Linked DNA regions of Homo sapiens: all the other regions are linked to region 1. Evidence: chromatin contacts called from ENCODE Hi-C or POLR2A ChIA-PET data. All regions are on one chromosome and are shown on one strand. The core of a region is the stretch at or near the end of the contact, and the rest is flanking DNA. Distances in the headings are between cores, read along the strand shown.

What was found. A loop is a pair of places that touch in the nucleus more often than their neighbours do. ChIA-PET counts read pairs that join two places held with the same protein, here RNA polymerase II (POLR2A). Pooled maps may share reads with other maps.
Region 2: a map of IMR-90 shows a loop between it and region 1 (7-fold over the local background). The contact joins two enhancer-like sites. A Hi-C loop is called at or near these places in 2 of 168 maps with a recorded cell type or tissue (CD8-positive, alpha-beta T cell and IMR-90) and 11 of 50 pooled maps. POLR2A ChIA-PET finds 5 or more read pairs at or near these places in 2 of 52 experiments (AG04450 and BJ).
Region 3: a loop to region 1 is called in a map of dorsolateral prefrontal cortex, with 3 times the contacts of the local background. The contact joins two enhancer-like sites. A Hi-C loop is called at or near these places in 8 of 168 maps with a recorded cell type or tissue (CD4-positive, alpha-beta T cell, IMR-90, Right ventricle myocardium inferior and 5 more), 2 of 37 single-sample maps with no recorded cell type and 15 of 50 pooled maps. POLR2A ChIA-PET finds 5 or more read pairs at or near these places in 1 of 52 experiments (activated CD4-positive, alpha-beta T cell).
Region 4: a loop to region 1 is called in a map of PC-9, with 23 times the contacts of the local background. The contact joins two enhancer-like sites. A Hi-C loop is called at or near these places in 2 of 168 maps with a recorded cell type or tissue (PC-9 and naive thymus-derived CD4-positive, alpha-beta T cell), 1 of 37 single-sample maps with no recorded cell type and 6 of 50 pooled maps.

The regions. Positions count from the first base shown.
Region 1 is chr6:14,209,082-14,212,877 of GRCh38, reverse strand. No RefSeq gene overlaps it. Among named protein-coding and RNA genes, the nearest start is that of LINC01108, 74 kb to the left of the region's middle. RefSeq lists an enhancer at 1,154-1,213 and silencers at 1,464-1,903, 2,994-3,043. Within about 2 kb of position 1,762, at least 30 of the 41 ENCODE cell types and tissues checked have a DNase peak (open chromatin) inside an H3K27ac peak, as active enhancers do; they include PC-9 and dorsolateral prefrontal cortex, where a contact is called at or near this core.
Region 2 is chr6:14,839,759-14,843,554 of GRCh38, reverse strand. No RefSeq gene overlaps it. Among named protein-coding and RNA genes, the nearest start is that of JARID2-DT, 400 kb to the left of the region's middle. Within about 2 kb of position 1,619, at least 2 of the 41 ENCODE cell types and tissues checked have a DNase peak (open chromatin) inside an H3K27ac peak, as active enhancers do.
Region 3 is chr6:14,803,260-14,807,055 of GRCh38, reverse strand. No RefSeq gene overlaps it. Among named protein-coding and RNA genes, the nearest start is that of JARID2-DT, 440 kb to the left of the region's middle. RefSeq lists a silencer at 2,024-2,318 and an enhancer at 1,837-2,672. Within about 2 kb of position 2,200, at least 10 of the 41 ENCODE cell types and tissues checked have a DNase peak (open chromatin) inside an H3K27ac peak, as active enhancers do; they include dorsolateral prefrontal cortex, where a contact is called at or near this core.
Region 4 is chr6:14,776,014-14,779,809 of GRCh38, reverse strand. No RefSeq gene overlaps it. Among named protein-coding and RNA genes, the nearest start is that of JARID2-DT, 470 kb to the left of the region's middle. Within about 2 kb of position 2,174, at least 2 of the 41 ENCODE cell types and tissues checked have a DNase peak (open chromatin) inside an H3K27ac peak, as active enhancers do; they include PC-9, where a contact is called at or near this core.

The sequences.
Region 1 (3,796 bases), core at 513-3,012:
ACATGGGTAGCCCCTGTTAGCTGGCACTCACTCGTCACCCTCAGGTCCTGGCATGTGCTGCTCACCTCGCCCCTGTGGGGGGATGTGGGTCCACCCTGCCTCTAGGGAGACTTAGTGCATGTATAACTCACTGGCTCTTGGAAGAAGAGGTGGCTCCAAATACCTCCTTCTCTCGCCACTGCAAACAGCCGTCTGCTTTGCAGGTTGCATCTGTCCTTACACCTCCCAAACTCCAGGAGACACCTAAAGCTCTTCAGGGAGTTCTCTGGAGCCCAAGTCATTTATCTTGAGGTAGGTGGAGAAGCAAAACATATAGACACCTCTCTAAAAAGAAAGACCCACTGCTGGCCTCTCCTGCATCCTTAGCCTCCTATCGTATCACCCCAAGGCGAGGCTGGTGTCGGTCCCTTAACAACACCCCAGAGAGGGTCTATACCTCACTTGAGAATGGGGGTGGGAGTTGTTTGACCCATATATTGTTCTGTGTTGGGGTCTCAGCAGAAATTCCAGCAGTCACGAACACAGAGTCCCTTTGAGTGTCCTGTTAGGGGCTGGAGTAGGCTGGGGGCATCTTTGGATATTACCTGGAGGGCAGCCCAGTGTGAAAGGCCTGACTACCAGGGAATGGAATCCGGGCTTCGTGGTGTAGACAATGGGCAGGCAAGGTGTGTTTCTCTTTCCTTTTCACATGTAGGTAAGTGCAGCCCCAGTTGCTGGACTTGCCTTCACATCCACGGACCTGCCCTTTCCCAGGGTCAGCTGGGTTCAAAGGGCTCTCAGAACGTTTTCTTTAAAGGAAAAATGGAGAGTGGCAAACGCGTGCCTAGGTGGGAGCAGGGAGTAGAGGGGGGCGGTTTAGATAGCAGTAAGGGGACATCAGACCAGCTACAAGCCAACAAGGAAAAAAGTGACGTAAGGAAAAAAATCCCAGGGAGCAGAGAGAAAAGTAGACTCCCCAATGCCTCGCAGTAAATGAGGACGCCTGGCGCCTGCGGCGAGGTCAACTGAGGTCAGACGAGCTTATCTCTCCTGTCCCGGGAATTAAGGGCATCCTGGGGACAGCTGCAGAGCAGGAGGCTCCCCGTGCCCTCCTCTTCCTAAGCAAGTCAGGATCCCAAGAGGCGCGTGCGGGGAGGCCCCTCCGAAGGGCTGCTGGCTTGTGTCTTCCACCAGCGCAAAGGGAAGCTATCGGTTGCTTCTGCAGTGAGGCAAGCTCAGCCGGACGCCCAGAAGAGAGACGAGGTGTCGCTGTCGGGGTGTCTGCCTGCCTCTTTAGGATCAATTATTAGCGTACAGATCCTAAAACAAAACAAAACAAAACACTCCTGAAAACATCGACTTGCCTCAGTGACAGGCCCCAAGTTCGGGACGCCAGGAGACGCCAGCGGGGCTGTGAAGTGCAAATCGCCCCGAGGCAACCCGAGAACGGGAGGACTGTCACCAGCCCGCCAGGAGAGTGCGATGCCCCGGTCCGTTCCGGAGCAGGGAAACTTTTGCGGGAGGCTGCGCTGGCACCGGCCGCCTGGCGCGGCTCGCGCGGACCCGGGCGACGGGACACGCAGCGCGGCACTGCCACCTTGTGGGCATCGGCGGCAGCGGCGCGGCGGGGCGAAGCCGGCGAGGCGAGCGACCCGCGGCTCGGAGCCCGACGCCGGCCAGCGAACGCCCGCAGGAACGCGCCGGCCGAGCGGGAGCCCGCGGGGGCGGGGCGCGCGGCTCCGGTCACGTGGGTTAGCAACAGGCAGCAGCCAATGAGAACGCGAGTCAGGTGGTGCGTGCGCCCGCCGCGCGCGGGAGGTAAGGGGCCCGGGAGGAGGCGTGGGCGCGCCACGGGCCCGGTGGGACCGCGGGTGGGGAAGTCCAGAAAGCTTGCTCTTCCCTGTCAGGAGCCGCCTGCCGCAGGCGGGATGAACGAGAGCTGTAAAATGGGACTGTCCCATTCCCACGCTCCACGGCTGCGACCCCTGTACGGGGCAGTGGGCGGCGGCGCGGGTAGGAAGCAGGCGGGGAGCGACGCGGAGAGCCCGATTTGTCCCTCCTCCAGCCACTTGTTGCTTATCCATGGGCCTGGGACTGCCATTTGGATCCACACAGGGGAATTAAAACAAAAAGAATAATGAGGCTCCTGGCCGTGGCGGGGTGCGCATTGGCCCTCTTGCCCTGCGTGTAGCAGGTGGAGGAGACAGGCTCCATCCTTAGAGCTTCCCAGAGCCCAGGGTTGGCCTGAAGACACCAAAGCAGAGGACAGCCAGGAATTGGGTCAGAAAGAAAAAGCTTCGTTGGTTTTAATTATTTTAAATAGAAAAGCCACATCCAAAAGTACCAATAATGATTTTTACAGTAAACCCACTATGTTGACATAAACCAGCCCACCCCTGAACGCACAGAAGACCGTAGCACAAACCGTGAGAGGCGTATTGAAGGACTGGGGCAAAATCAGGACCGACAGGCAAGCGTGGTTTCCATCAGGGTCTTACTCCTCTGGCTTCCTAGTTTAGGCAGATTTCACCCTGTTAATAGGGTCCGTGGATCGGTCTCTCTTTCTCTCCTCTCTCTCTAGCTCTCTATCTCTCTCCCTTTCCACCTCGTGTTTCATTCCTTTGAAACAAATCCAGGGAGCAGATGGCCTCAGAAGGGTATCTAATCCATGCCTGGCCTCGAGGCACGTACTATAAGCTGTGATACCGTGCTAAGGTGTTATTATAGAGACAAAAATATCTCAGACTGCAGGATCTAGCCATCCTATTCTTAAAGTTCCCTAGGGAAAGATGTTGTACAATATTCTTTGATAACCTACTACAAATGCTAACCACTTTAAGTACAATATAAGAACCTTCTGATCCTAGGTTTTATTTGTTTCTATTTAAACTCATTCAGGGTCAGGCTACCCAGAGGGCAGTTGAACACCTGTCCGGTGGCTTATGGGAATGCCTTGCACGATGTGCACTTCCCTCCACCAGGATCAGTGTGTCTGCTGACACTGGGGACCATGCCTGAGACATAGGTACAATTGGGCTGTGCCAGGGCAGCTCAGAGAAAGTGATCCACTCTGATTCAGACCCTGCCAGCTGAGTTACTTACTTCCCTTACTTCCTTTTTTTTGAGATGGAGTTTCGCTCTTTTTGCTCAGGTTGGAGTGCAATGGTGCAATCTTGGCCTACTGCAACCTCCGCCTCCCAGGTTCAAGTGCTTCTCCTGCCTCAGCCTCCCGAGTAGCTGGGATTACAGGTGCCCACCAGCATGCCTGGCTAATTTTGTATTTTCAGTAGAGACGAAGTTTCACCATGTTGGCCAAGCTGGTCTTGAACTCGGATCTCCAGTAATCTACCCGCCTCCGTCTCCCAAAGTGCTGGGATTACAGGCATGAGCCACCGCACCCGGCCACTTGCTTCTTTTAGAGAGCAGGCTTTGTGCACCTACCAGTGTTGAAATACACTACCTTAATGGTTATGCTTCTCCAAATTTGATATAGTATTTGATTTTTAAATGTACCATACTCTTGAGTTCCTGACCAGTACACTGTTTGAAGGATGTCACAAGGACGTGCATTTGAAAGTCTGAATCCACAAATATGTATTGTGCTCTAATTGCCAGGCCTGGGCTTAGATACTGGGGATACAGCATTGCAGCAGGGAATTTGCAGAATGAAATGGAACCGTGAAGAAAGGAAATGAAAATAAATCACCCTGTTTCCATAGTCACCTCCCCCACACTAGTGGACTATTCTCTCTTAATCGGCTCCCTCAAACTCCTGCCTCTAGGACCTTCATTCTCTCTGACTTCTTTGATCATGGAG
Region 2 (3,796 bases), core at 370-2,869, 630 kb before region 1:
TGACCAACAGCTTCTTAGTTATATTACCTCTTGAAGAGTGTACGTTACTTGAAACTCTCTTTTTTGGTTCCTCTGTCATCACTTTTTCTTGGTTTTCTTGATACTTCTCAGAACAATATTTTTGACTCCCTACAGGGCTCCTTTTCTCTCTATCCCTTCCTTCTTTTCCTTTCTTTCCTTTTCTTTTCTTTCTTTCTTTTTTGACAGGGTCCCACTCTGTCACTCAGCCTGGAGTGCAGGGGCACGATCATGGCTCACTGCAGCCTCTACCTCCTGGGCTCAATCCATCCTCCCACCTCAGTCTCCTGAGTAGCTAGGACCACAAGGTACATGCCACCATGCCTTGCTAATTTTTTTTTTTTTTTTGGATGGAGTTTTGCTTTTGTTACCCAGGCTGGAGTGCAGTAGTGCAATCTTGGCTTAGTGCAACCTCCACCTTCTGGGTTCAAGCGATTGTCCTGCCTCAGCCTCCCAAGTAGCTGGGATTACAGATGCCTGCCACCACACCCAGCTAATTTTTTGTATTTTTAGTAGAGACGGGGTTTCATCATGTTGGCCAGGCTGGTCTCGGACTCCTGACTTCAGGTGATCTGCCTGCCTCGGCCTCCCAAAGTGCTGGGATTACAGGCATGAGCCACCATGCCTGGCCTTTTTTGCATTTTTTGTCAAAGTCTCACTGTGTTGCCCAGGCTGGTCTTGAACTCCTGTGCTCAAGTGATCCTCCTGTCTCGGCCTCCCAACGTGTTGGGATTACAGGCAAGAGCCACCATGTCCATTGTTTCTCAACCCTTTAATCTTTTTTTTTTTTGGAATTCCATCCTTGGTTTTGTTTCCTACTCACTCTATTCTCTCTTCCTAAGTGATCTTATTCACTGGATGGTTTTAATTACTGGAAAATAAATTCTATGTGGGTTGAGATTTTATCTTCTTCACAGCTATATTTCCAGCACCCAGAAGAGTACCTAGTGTATCGTGGGTGCTCAGTAAAGAGTTTTTAAGAGGTTGAATGAATTGCCATTCATAGGCACAATCTAAATGTAACCCTAATAAAACCTAGTTGCCTTGAGTCCAGCTTAACACAGTGCAAATTAAAAGGAAACATAAATTTGACTACAGAATAAAGTATTTGTGAGTGCAGATGGGTAGAGCCTTTCTGGAAGGCAATCTGGCAATTCTTAGTTAAAATAAGTATGTGTACACTCTATGACTCAGTACTCACTTTCCTACTTATAAATCACAGAAAAAAAAATCTCCTATGGGTCTATAAAAGAACATGAATGAGGATGTTCATTCCAGTGTTATTTGTGGAAAAGAGAGTTGGAAGCAATTTGAACATCCTTCACTGAGGAATGTCAAATGAAATGTGGCAGATGTATAATAGGGACACCATGAAGCAATCGGAAGCAACTGGAATGAATAGCATGTAAACACAGCAGCACACATCAACCTCGAAAACATTGTTTCGTGGGATGAGGTAAGAAACATAATGCTCTCTTTTGCACAATGTCACTTACGTAAATTTAAAACATGCACAGCGGGTCGGGTGTGGGTGTGGTGGCTCACGCCTGTAATCCTAGCACTTTGGGAGGGCAAGGTGGGCGGATTGCTTGAGGTCAAGAGTTTGAGAACAGCTTGGCCAACATGGTGAAACCTCATCTCTACTAAAAATAGAAAAATTAGCTGGGTGTGATGACACATGCCTGTAATGCCAGCTACTCGGGAGGCTGAGGCAGGAGAATCACTTGGACCCAGGAGGCAGAGAGGTTGCAGTGAGCCTAGATTGCACCACTGCACTTCAGCCTGGGCAACAGAGCCAAACTCCATCTCAAGACCAGCCAGGCCAACATGATGAAACCCCATCTCTACTAGAAAAAAAAAAATACAAAAATTACCTAGACGTGGTGGCAGGTGCCTGTAGTCCCAGCTACTCGGGAGGCTGAGGCAGGAGAATTGCTTGAACTTGGGAAGCGGAGGTTGCAGTGAGCCAAGATCGCACCATTGCACTCCAGCCTGAGCAACAAAAGCAAAACTCCTCCTCAAGAAAACAAAAACAAAAAAACACAGAGCTGCAGAAAATATTCTAGCTCATGGTTTGAGTGCTATTTACATAGGTGTATACATACATGTAAATTCAACAAGCTGCATACTTAAGGTTATTTTGCTTTACTGTATCCATGTTATACCTGAATAAAAAATTAAAAAGTGCACATGAAATATTATATATAAGAAAAATTAACGAAATAGAAGGATACACATCAAACACATTAGAAAATGGCTTGTAGTGGGGAGGATGGAGATAAAAGGGAATGAATGAATAAATAAGTTAAAGAATTTCTTTTTAAAAATCAAAAATGGAGTTTTGCATGAACCAACATGAGAATGTGCCCTGGACTGAGAAGTCTGAGGTCTCTTCCATATATTTCATCTATTTGTCTATGAGTCTATCTATGGAATTATCTACACATTTTGTTGATGGTTCCCCAAACCATCCACAGCCCTACTCTCTTGTCTCAAGTCCAATTCTACATCTCCTGTTGCCTGTTAGGCACCCCGAACTGGAAGCTCTTGATTTGTGTCTTAAACACTAAAAACAGAACAAAACAAAACAAAACAAACAAAACCCCAAACCAAAAACACAACGTTAACTTCCTTGAGAGATGGTCTTTGCCAGCATATTGAAATCCTGCTTACTGCAGGAATCTAGGCATCTCTCCATATGCTCTAGGTTGGAGCAAAATTTTAGACCAGCAGCACCGGCATCACCTGAAAGCTTATCAGTAATGCAACATCTTAGGCCCCACCCCAGACTTACTGAATCACAACTCTTTTTTTTTTTTTTTTTTTTTTTTCTGAGACGGAGTCTCGGTCTGTCGCCCAGGCTGGAGTGCAGTGGCGCAATCTCTGCTCACTGCAAGCTCCGCCTCCCAGGTTCACACCATTCTCCTGCCTCAGCCTCCAAAGTAGCTGGGACTACAGGCGCCCGCCACCACGCCGGCTAATTTTTTTTTTTTTTGTATTTTTAGTAGAGACGGGGTTTCACCGTGTTAGCCAGGATGGTCTCGATTTCCTGACCTCGTGATCCTCCTGCCTCGGCCTCCCAAAGTGCTGGGATTACAGGCGTGAGCCACCGCGTCCGGCCCACAACTCTCTTTTTAACAAGATTATAGGTGATTTGTTGTACACGAAACCTTGAGAAGCACTGCCCTGTTTCTTGTTGTACTTTCTTAACTGAATGCAGACTACTGGGTAGAAAGAAGTGGAGACTCCTTCTGGCAATACCTAAGTGGGGTTAAAGACATGCTGTATTCAGGCTTTGTATGCCAGGATCTGTTAGATGAAGAGTGAGCATCCAGAGTTCTAGCCTCTTCTTGGGCGAGTGTCCTTGGAGAGGCCATTCCTCATTATGCATTTCAATAGCACTCTATATTAACAAAGCACTTCTCCATCAATTTATTAGTGATTCTCTCTCAAATTCTCTGCATCATCTTTCCAAGCAATAAATCGTGGTGTATTTTCTTTGTAACCCATAAGTGGTCGATAAGTAAACAAATGGGTTGAAAAGGTAACATAGCAGAAAAGTGTTTCAATTTTCCTTCATCCGTCCTCCATGCATCACTTAGGGAGAAACCAAGTGTTCAGAGACTCCATCTGTATTTAGAATATCATTCTAAACGGAGAGAAGGAGGGAATAACTTTATGTTACATTATAGAAACCATTAGTTTAATAACTTTAGACAGGTTTGAAGAGGTGGTCTGTCAATTCAATGGCATTAGCTAAACTGAAGCCCGACGTCAA
Region 3 (3,796 bases), core at 951-3,450, 590 kb before region 1:
GTTAGTGGAACCCAGCCTCCCCCATTGCCCAAGCTCTCTTCTCTTATCCTCCGCTTCCAATACATTCCTGAATCTTGTGTAAAGAGAGCCTGCCTCCCAATTATCCCTGTATTTATGCATCCCTTCTGCCCATGTCTTACCTCTGACTCTGACATTTTTTTACTTGCCCATTTCTAAAGCCTCCAACTGTTTCTTTTCCCAGACCTGTCTCTTTTTCCATCAGAGTGTTCAAGGCTCTTCCTGATGAAAGCCTTGTGCTGACCCCTCATGGCCTTCAGGATAAAGTCTAAGCAACCCTGCACAGGAGATGAGGCTCTGCAGGATCCCACCTCCCTCTTCCCAATCCCCAACTTGTGTGGCAAAGCTCAGGTCTCCTTGATGTTGTCTGCACTGGTCCTTGTGTTCAGAATGTCCTTCCCAACTTTAAGAGGCTCTCATTTTGTCTTTAAGATCCAGCTCTGGGATCTCACCTTTCTCCAGGTAGATGATAATAAAAATATTTAACAACCTGTCTGATTGGGTTCTGAGCAGTTAGAACAGATGCCATGGATAACTACTGGTGTGGCCTTGCTTGAGCATGCCAGGAAACTGTCATCTGGGTCTACCCCACCAAGCAGGGTTGATCCTGCCCTGCTTTGCTGCACCACTGTATGTGTGGAGGCACACATTTTTCACCCTGTATTCATTCAACAGACATTTAATAATTGCCTACTCTGCTTAGACCCTGGCTAGATGACGGCAGTACAAGAATAAATGAGACAGTGTTTCTGCCCCTGAGGTGTCTGTGGTCTAGACATAGAGCTTTTGTTTTTCTCCTTATGTGATCATCTATAAAACTATGAGCTCCTTGGAGGGTGGGGACCAACTCTCTCACCTTGGCATCTTTGGTACCTGCCTGTACCTGGCATGTAGCATCCTCAGTCCGTATTTGTGGAATGAGGGGAGGATTATCTGGCTGGCATCCCCAGCGTCTGGGCCCACAGTTCAGGGTGTCAGTGTGTTAAAATGATTCCAGGGGTTGATTGGGCATGAGCTGAAGGGCTTCCAATGAGAGGTGTAGGTGACAATGTTTATTTATAAAGGCATAATTTAGAGAATTATGAGACTCATTTGCCTTCTCTGTTCCTCCAAATTCAACTCTCCTGCCCCCTTCTTCTTCTAGTTCTTTTTTGAATGGAATGTCAATGTCACCCACTCACTGGTTTTATATAGCTCTTATTGAAGTAAAATGCAACGGAAATTGTGCATATTAATTAAAAGCTCAGAATGTGCACAGTTTTGGAACTGCTAATTAAAACTCTTACCAATCAGGTTGCATTAGTGGTTTTAAACACTTTTCTTTTCCTGAACCTAGAACTTTGCTAACCAGAGAAGACGACTTTTAAAGAGGCAATTGTCAGGAATGATAGCACCTTTTTTTTAAATTTTAATGTTAAATTTTAATTTTAGAGTCTCACTCTGTCGCCCAGGCTGGAGTATAGTGGCTTGATCTTGGCTCACTGCAACCTCCGCCTCCTGGGTTCAAGCAGTTCCCCTGCCTCAGCCTCCCAAATAGCTGGGACTACAGGTGCACGCCACCATGCCTGGCTAATTTTTTGTATTTCAGTAGAGATGGGGTTTCACCATGTTGGCCAGGATGGTCTCAATCTCCTGACCTCATGATCCATCCACCTTGGCCTCCTAAAGTGCTGGGATTACAGGTGTGAGCCACCGCGCCCGGCCCAGAATCTTGTTTTAAAAACTGCTGTATGTACCTCCAGTGAAATCTGAGGTTTGGTGTCTCCCGGGCACTTTGAAGGTTATTGAGAGGGCACAAGTGATTTCTAAATCCCTTCCTTCTGCCCTCAAAGGATGGCTGCCACTGTGCAGGTAGCATAGCTGTTGGGAAAGGGCCTGAAAGCTCCTTCCTCCTCAGGCAGGTCAAGAGAAGCACGTGTCATCAGTTTCTGGGACTGTCTGGGCAACCATGGCCTCTGAAGTTTGAGCTCATGCTCTGCCCATGGCTGCAGCTGCCTGTGGTAAGCCGAATGAATTCCAGGAGGGAAGATGACAGAAGAGGCTCAAGGCTCCGGCTCTGTTCCCTGCTCTGCTTTCTTTCAGAGCCTGGAATTCTCCACCAAGCCCATCGCTGCTGCGTGGCTTTCTGGGCGCCGTGCCAAGGACTCACACTGGACTCTGTATTCAGCCCCAGATTGCATCCTGCCTCGGCGTTTGGGGTGGGGCGGCCCAGCAGGGCTCCCCTTGTGACTGGAGTCAGAGTTTGCCTGGGCTCCCCTGAGGCGGGCCTAGGCCGGGGTCGTGAGGCTGCTCCAACAAGCAGCCCCATTGTATCCCAGCCTGGGAGTGCACAGAGAGCGGCTCCTGTGATGGAGAAGCCCCTGTGCCTCTGCAGGGTTTGATTCCACCCAACCAGGCGAAGCCATGTGGTGAGCATGTGCTCGAGGCTGCCTGTGGTCGGGGACACGGGCTGGCCATGTGCTATGAGTTTGGGCTTCCTTTCTTTTTCAGAAGGTGTTTGATTCATGCAAAATGCTTAACGATGCCTGCTATGCACCTCATGGGGGATCAGATCCCCTTTGATGTGCGAGGTCTTTTTGGAGGTTCCAAAAAAACAGTTCAAAAGGTTTACTTTGGACACCACACCTCCAGCACATGTCGAAGTCAAAGCCAGGCTCCCCAGGCAGCACGCTGGAGAAAATATTTTGTGCCAGTTTCTTCCTCTTTCTCTGCTGTGTCTTGTGCTGAGCACAGATTTTTGACTTCACACTGTCCTGGTGGTGAAAAGAGGAGACTGAGCAAAGGAAAATAAACATCACTGAGCTTTTTGAGTGTCCAGGGAAGCAAAAGTGCACCGCGGTCTTTCAGTCCTGCTGAAACTGGGTGGTGAGAGCCGGGTGGATGAGCTGCCTGTGCTGACAGATCCTCCCTCATGCCTTAGGGCTTGGAGCGGTCCGAGGGAAGCACAGGCATTAACAGAGCCATCTGCCCGCCCCATGTGGGTCAAACCACAGTTTTGCCTGGGCTTGTGGTCAGGTGGCAGGCACAGTGCTGTTACCCTGTCTCCTCTCTTCCACGGTGCGTGTGACTTAGGGATGGCTCTGCAAAGATGGGGGTGCAGAGTGCAGAATGGGAGGCAGGACTGGAGACCCATGAAAGGGAAGGTTGGGACCCATGGAGAAATCATGTCTTATGCTGCATTGTTCTGAGAATTTCCTTGCTCTTCCCTGTGCCCCAGGCGTGGGGATGGAGAAGGTACCACCACCTCGTGAGCTCTGCTCACGAGCCGGGGGCTGTAGTGGTGGGATGGAGTGGGATTTCTCCCTGATTCTCTGGAGAAAGCAAAGCAGAAACATACCTTATCATGGATGTAGCCATGGCCTTGAAATCAGGGGCTCAGGGAAGGAATTTCTCCACTGTCTTGTCTAATTATCAGGAGTCCCTTGGAGGAAGTCATTTTTCTGTCTTATGGGGTATTTACCCACCAGCCAGGGTGGATGTTTCTGCAGTGACCAAACTGCTGTACACAAGTGAGGGGAGGGCTGGTGGACTCCAGATTACTTGGTCTTTCACTCTGCAAAAGAAAATGTTTTAGGGCCGGGAGCGGTGGCTCATGCCTGTAATCCCAGCACTTTGGGAGGTCAAGGTGGGCAGATCATGAGGGCAGGAGATGGCTAACACGGTGAAACCCTGCCTCCACTGAAAATACAAAAAAAAAAAAAAAAATTAACTGGGCATGGTGGTACATGCCTGTAGTTCCAGCTACTCGGGAGGCTGAGGCAGGAGAATCACTTGAACC
Region 4 (3,796 bases), core at 925-3,424, 570 kb before region 1:
TCCCCATGCTCAAGGCCCAGCTTAAGCTGCATCTCATCTATGAAACTCCATACCCTTCCCCTTGTGCCATCCACATGCTACTACTGTATCAAGTACACAGCTCAATTAGTGCAGATACTGCAAGGTATTGCAGTTATTATACATCTGGCTGCCCCAGTTCCACTTAACTTTGAGCTTCTTGAGGGAGGAATAGGGTCGTGTTCACTATGCGGCACCAATAGACCCTCACACATACACAGAGACCCAGTAATTCTCTCCAACGTGAGAGAAATCTGTTTTCTTGCCCATTAAAGATTACCATCTGTTAACCTTGATCCTCAGGCTTTTAAAATACCAACTAACTAATCTGATGAGTGAATTCATGCTATTGTGTTACGGGTTTAGTGTGTAAAATCTTCTACATGATATTTACGTCTTAAAAGAAAATTTTTGAAAACAGAGGACAGGACTCATTAATATAGAAGAATGACTATAACAATGGAATTTATAAATAGCAACACATTGACTAGGAAGGGTAGGGGATGTTTGGGGGTAGGCAGTTCTTTCAATGCCGTAAAAATTACCCCACCTCTACAAAATATCGATATTTAGGGATGCATTGAGTTTGTACACAGAGTTAGTCTTTTCCTCCAAGTTTCTCAATAACAGAAGTAGATAAATATATAGCACATGAAATCTTTGAGTACCTATGAGTCAAATTTAATCATGACAACAACACACTGACACTTGTCCCTGAATAAGATGTGTTTGATGATACGTTTTGTTGCTAGAAATTTGCTGCTGGAGGAGGTAGAAATAATGTAGGAGGCATAGGAATGTTTCTCTTCAAGATGAAGATTTACTTCTTAGGATTCTCAGTGGGGATTTTCTTTCCTGGCTTTTCTTTTTCATTCCTGAACATCAGCGGAAAGGTCCTTAATCCATGAATGCGGACGTCAGCTGGACAGGTCAGCCCTAGAGACAGGATGCTCCATTGGGCACGTAGGCAGCACTCTCTCTCCATCTCCCTTTTCTATCTGTTTTTGTATTATTCTCCTTTCTTCTCTTAGCTGGATGACTTTATCTGCCCCTCAGTCTATCTGATAGAAAACACACACCTTAGTGTCTACCTCTTGCTATTCCAAAGTCCTGGGGTCTGGAATTTGAGATTCTCACTGGTCTGGCACGCGTCTGGTGCTCACTCTGGTCCCAGTCAACATGGCTCGGAGTATGGGGCCGTGTTGAACAGGCATGGCTACCGGGAGCTCCCTGTGACCAAGGCAGGAGTGGAAGGGAGCTCTGGAAAGAAGACCTGTGCACGCACTGTCACCAGCGTCCACTATGACAGCAACCTTTATATGCGAAAAGGTTTTCTGGGCACTCGCCAGATCATTTTTGAGAAATACCCATTTCTCTTTCAGCCCAATACTCCAAAGAGGAGAAAGAAATGGACACAACTTGGAACATGTTATGATAGGAGTCCCTGTTCTGTTATAGCACACTTGTCTTGGTATCACAATATACCTACATATGTGTGTACCTGTACAGAATTGCATATTGTCAGAGACTGTAGTGCAAACATATATCCTCTTGGGAATCCAGCATATGAGCTTCCCAATACACACCCTACACAAAAATCTCCCAAGGAAAGCAAATAATTTCAAGTTTTAGGAAAGAGCAGCGATTTGTTATGATAATAGCGTTCAACAAGTATAGCATTCTAGATTCAAAGGAAATGCCTTGTGGAAAAAAAAAAAGTGCTAAAATGGCTTGATTGGGGTTTTAATGAGAGTTTGTTTCTCCTCTACTCCACCCTTCATTCTCTCCCACCCCCAGTTATTTTCTCCAGCAAGCCAGTCAAGAGCCCTGTGCTGGGAACACTGAGAGAATGTTAACAATTCAACTCTACCAATTAATTGCCGCAACTTTCTCCATCCTGCTCAGCAGGGTCTCTCTTGCAGGCTGCTGAAAACCTAACAATGCACTTTACCGTTGTGAATGCGTAATGATGTGTTCATCAGGGGGCTTAAAAACCCTTGGGGCTACAATATCCACTTCTCGGCACCCATTATAGAGGCTAGAGTATGTCTTACGTGACAGTAAAATGTGAAGCAGGAATGCCGTCTTTAAAGAGAAAAGGCAACACCCAGGAGATACAGGAATCGCACAGTCATGCTGACTTAAAATACACATGTAAACACTCACTGTGCCCCTGGTGTCCTGTCCATAAATAAAATGGCTTGCTCAAGAAACCAGGTTTGAAGTGGAGGTTTGCCGTCACTCCCCAGATCTGTATGGAAGTGTCAGAAGTGGAGTCAGCTAGTTAGTTCACCCCAATAGGTACTGAGAGCTATTAAGTCTGTACCACTGTGTCGGGAGAGACCAGGAGGAATCGAGCAGGTATGAGTCTTTCTTTTTTTCTTTTTTTTTTTTTTTTTTAGACGGAATTTTGCCCTTGTTGCCCAGGCTGGAGTGCAGTGGCACGATCTCGGCTCACCGCAACCTCCGCCTCCAGGTTCAAGTGATTCCCCTGCCTCAGCCTTCTGAGTAGCTGGGATTACAGGCATGCACCGCCATGCCCGGCTAATTTTGTATTTTTAGTAGAGATGGGGTTTCTCCATGTTGGTCAGGCTGGTCTCGAACTCCCGACCTCAGGTGATCCACCTGCCTCGGCCTCCCAAAGTGCTGGGATTACAGGCGTGAGCCGCTGCGCCTGGCCCAGGTACGGGTCTTTCATATGGAGCTTCTAGTCAGTTATTGGTGACAAAGTGCAGAGGTAAAGGGTGAACAGATTTAGGGGAAGACAGAAGCCTGAGGATAATTAAGTACCAAATTAGTATCACTAATAGTGAGTGCTGCTTTTAGTCGCAGTTCAGTATAAAGGAGGAAGGAAAGAGGAGAGAATTGGATTTTCTTGTCTGTTTTTGCCTAATTGGGTATGATGGATGTGTTTGCCCAGGAACACCACACAGAGATTTAGGGAAGAAAGTGATAAATTCTGTTGTGAAAACAGGGACATAGAAAGGGCCCTGAAGGAGTTGGTTTTTAAAATCCAGCTGAATGTCACTGTAAATTTTACAGTTTGATGTTGTGTTTCTAACAGTGGTTCTCAATCAGGAATGGTTTTGAATATTGCAGGTTAGGTGGGAATCACTGATTGAAGGAAGGGGAAAGGCAGGGAGAAAAGTTCCAATAGAAGGCACAGGACACAAAATAGTTACAAATGAATGGGGGAGTAATGTCTTCTGCAAGTGAAATGTTCTCCAGGTTTAGAGTGATCTCATTTTACAGGCAAATGCCTGGGAATTTGATAAGACTGTCAACAATCCACTTCCCCTACAACTAAACCTCATTTTGATAACTCGGACTGTGCAGTGGTTTGTACTCCCACCACCAGCTCTCTAAACCCAACGAAATGTATCTACAGGACAGGTAGTCTTTTTTTAGGTTGATCTTGGACTGGCACGGAGAAAGAAAGGTTTGGATCACTGCTGTGGTTTGAATGTCCCTGTCAAAACTCTTGTTGAAATTTAGTTGTCAATGTAACATTATTGGGAGGTGAGGTCTCTAAGAGGTGATTCGCTCATGAGGGCTCTGTCTTCATCAGTGGGTTGGTGCAGGTATCATAAGACTGGGTTAGTTATTGTGGGAGTGGCTCCCGAGAAAAGGATGAGCTTGGCCTGATTTCCTCTCTCCCATCTCATATGCTTGTTCATCATGTGATGCTTTTCACAATAGAATGATCCCTACCAGATGTCAGCACCATGCTCTTGGACTTACCAGTCTTAAGAACTCTGAGAAATAAATCTATTTTCTT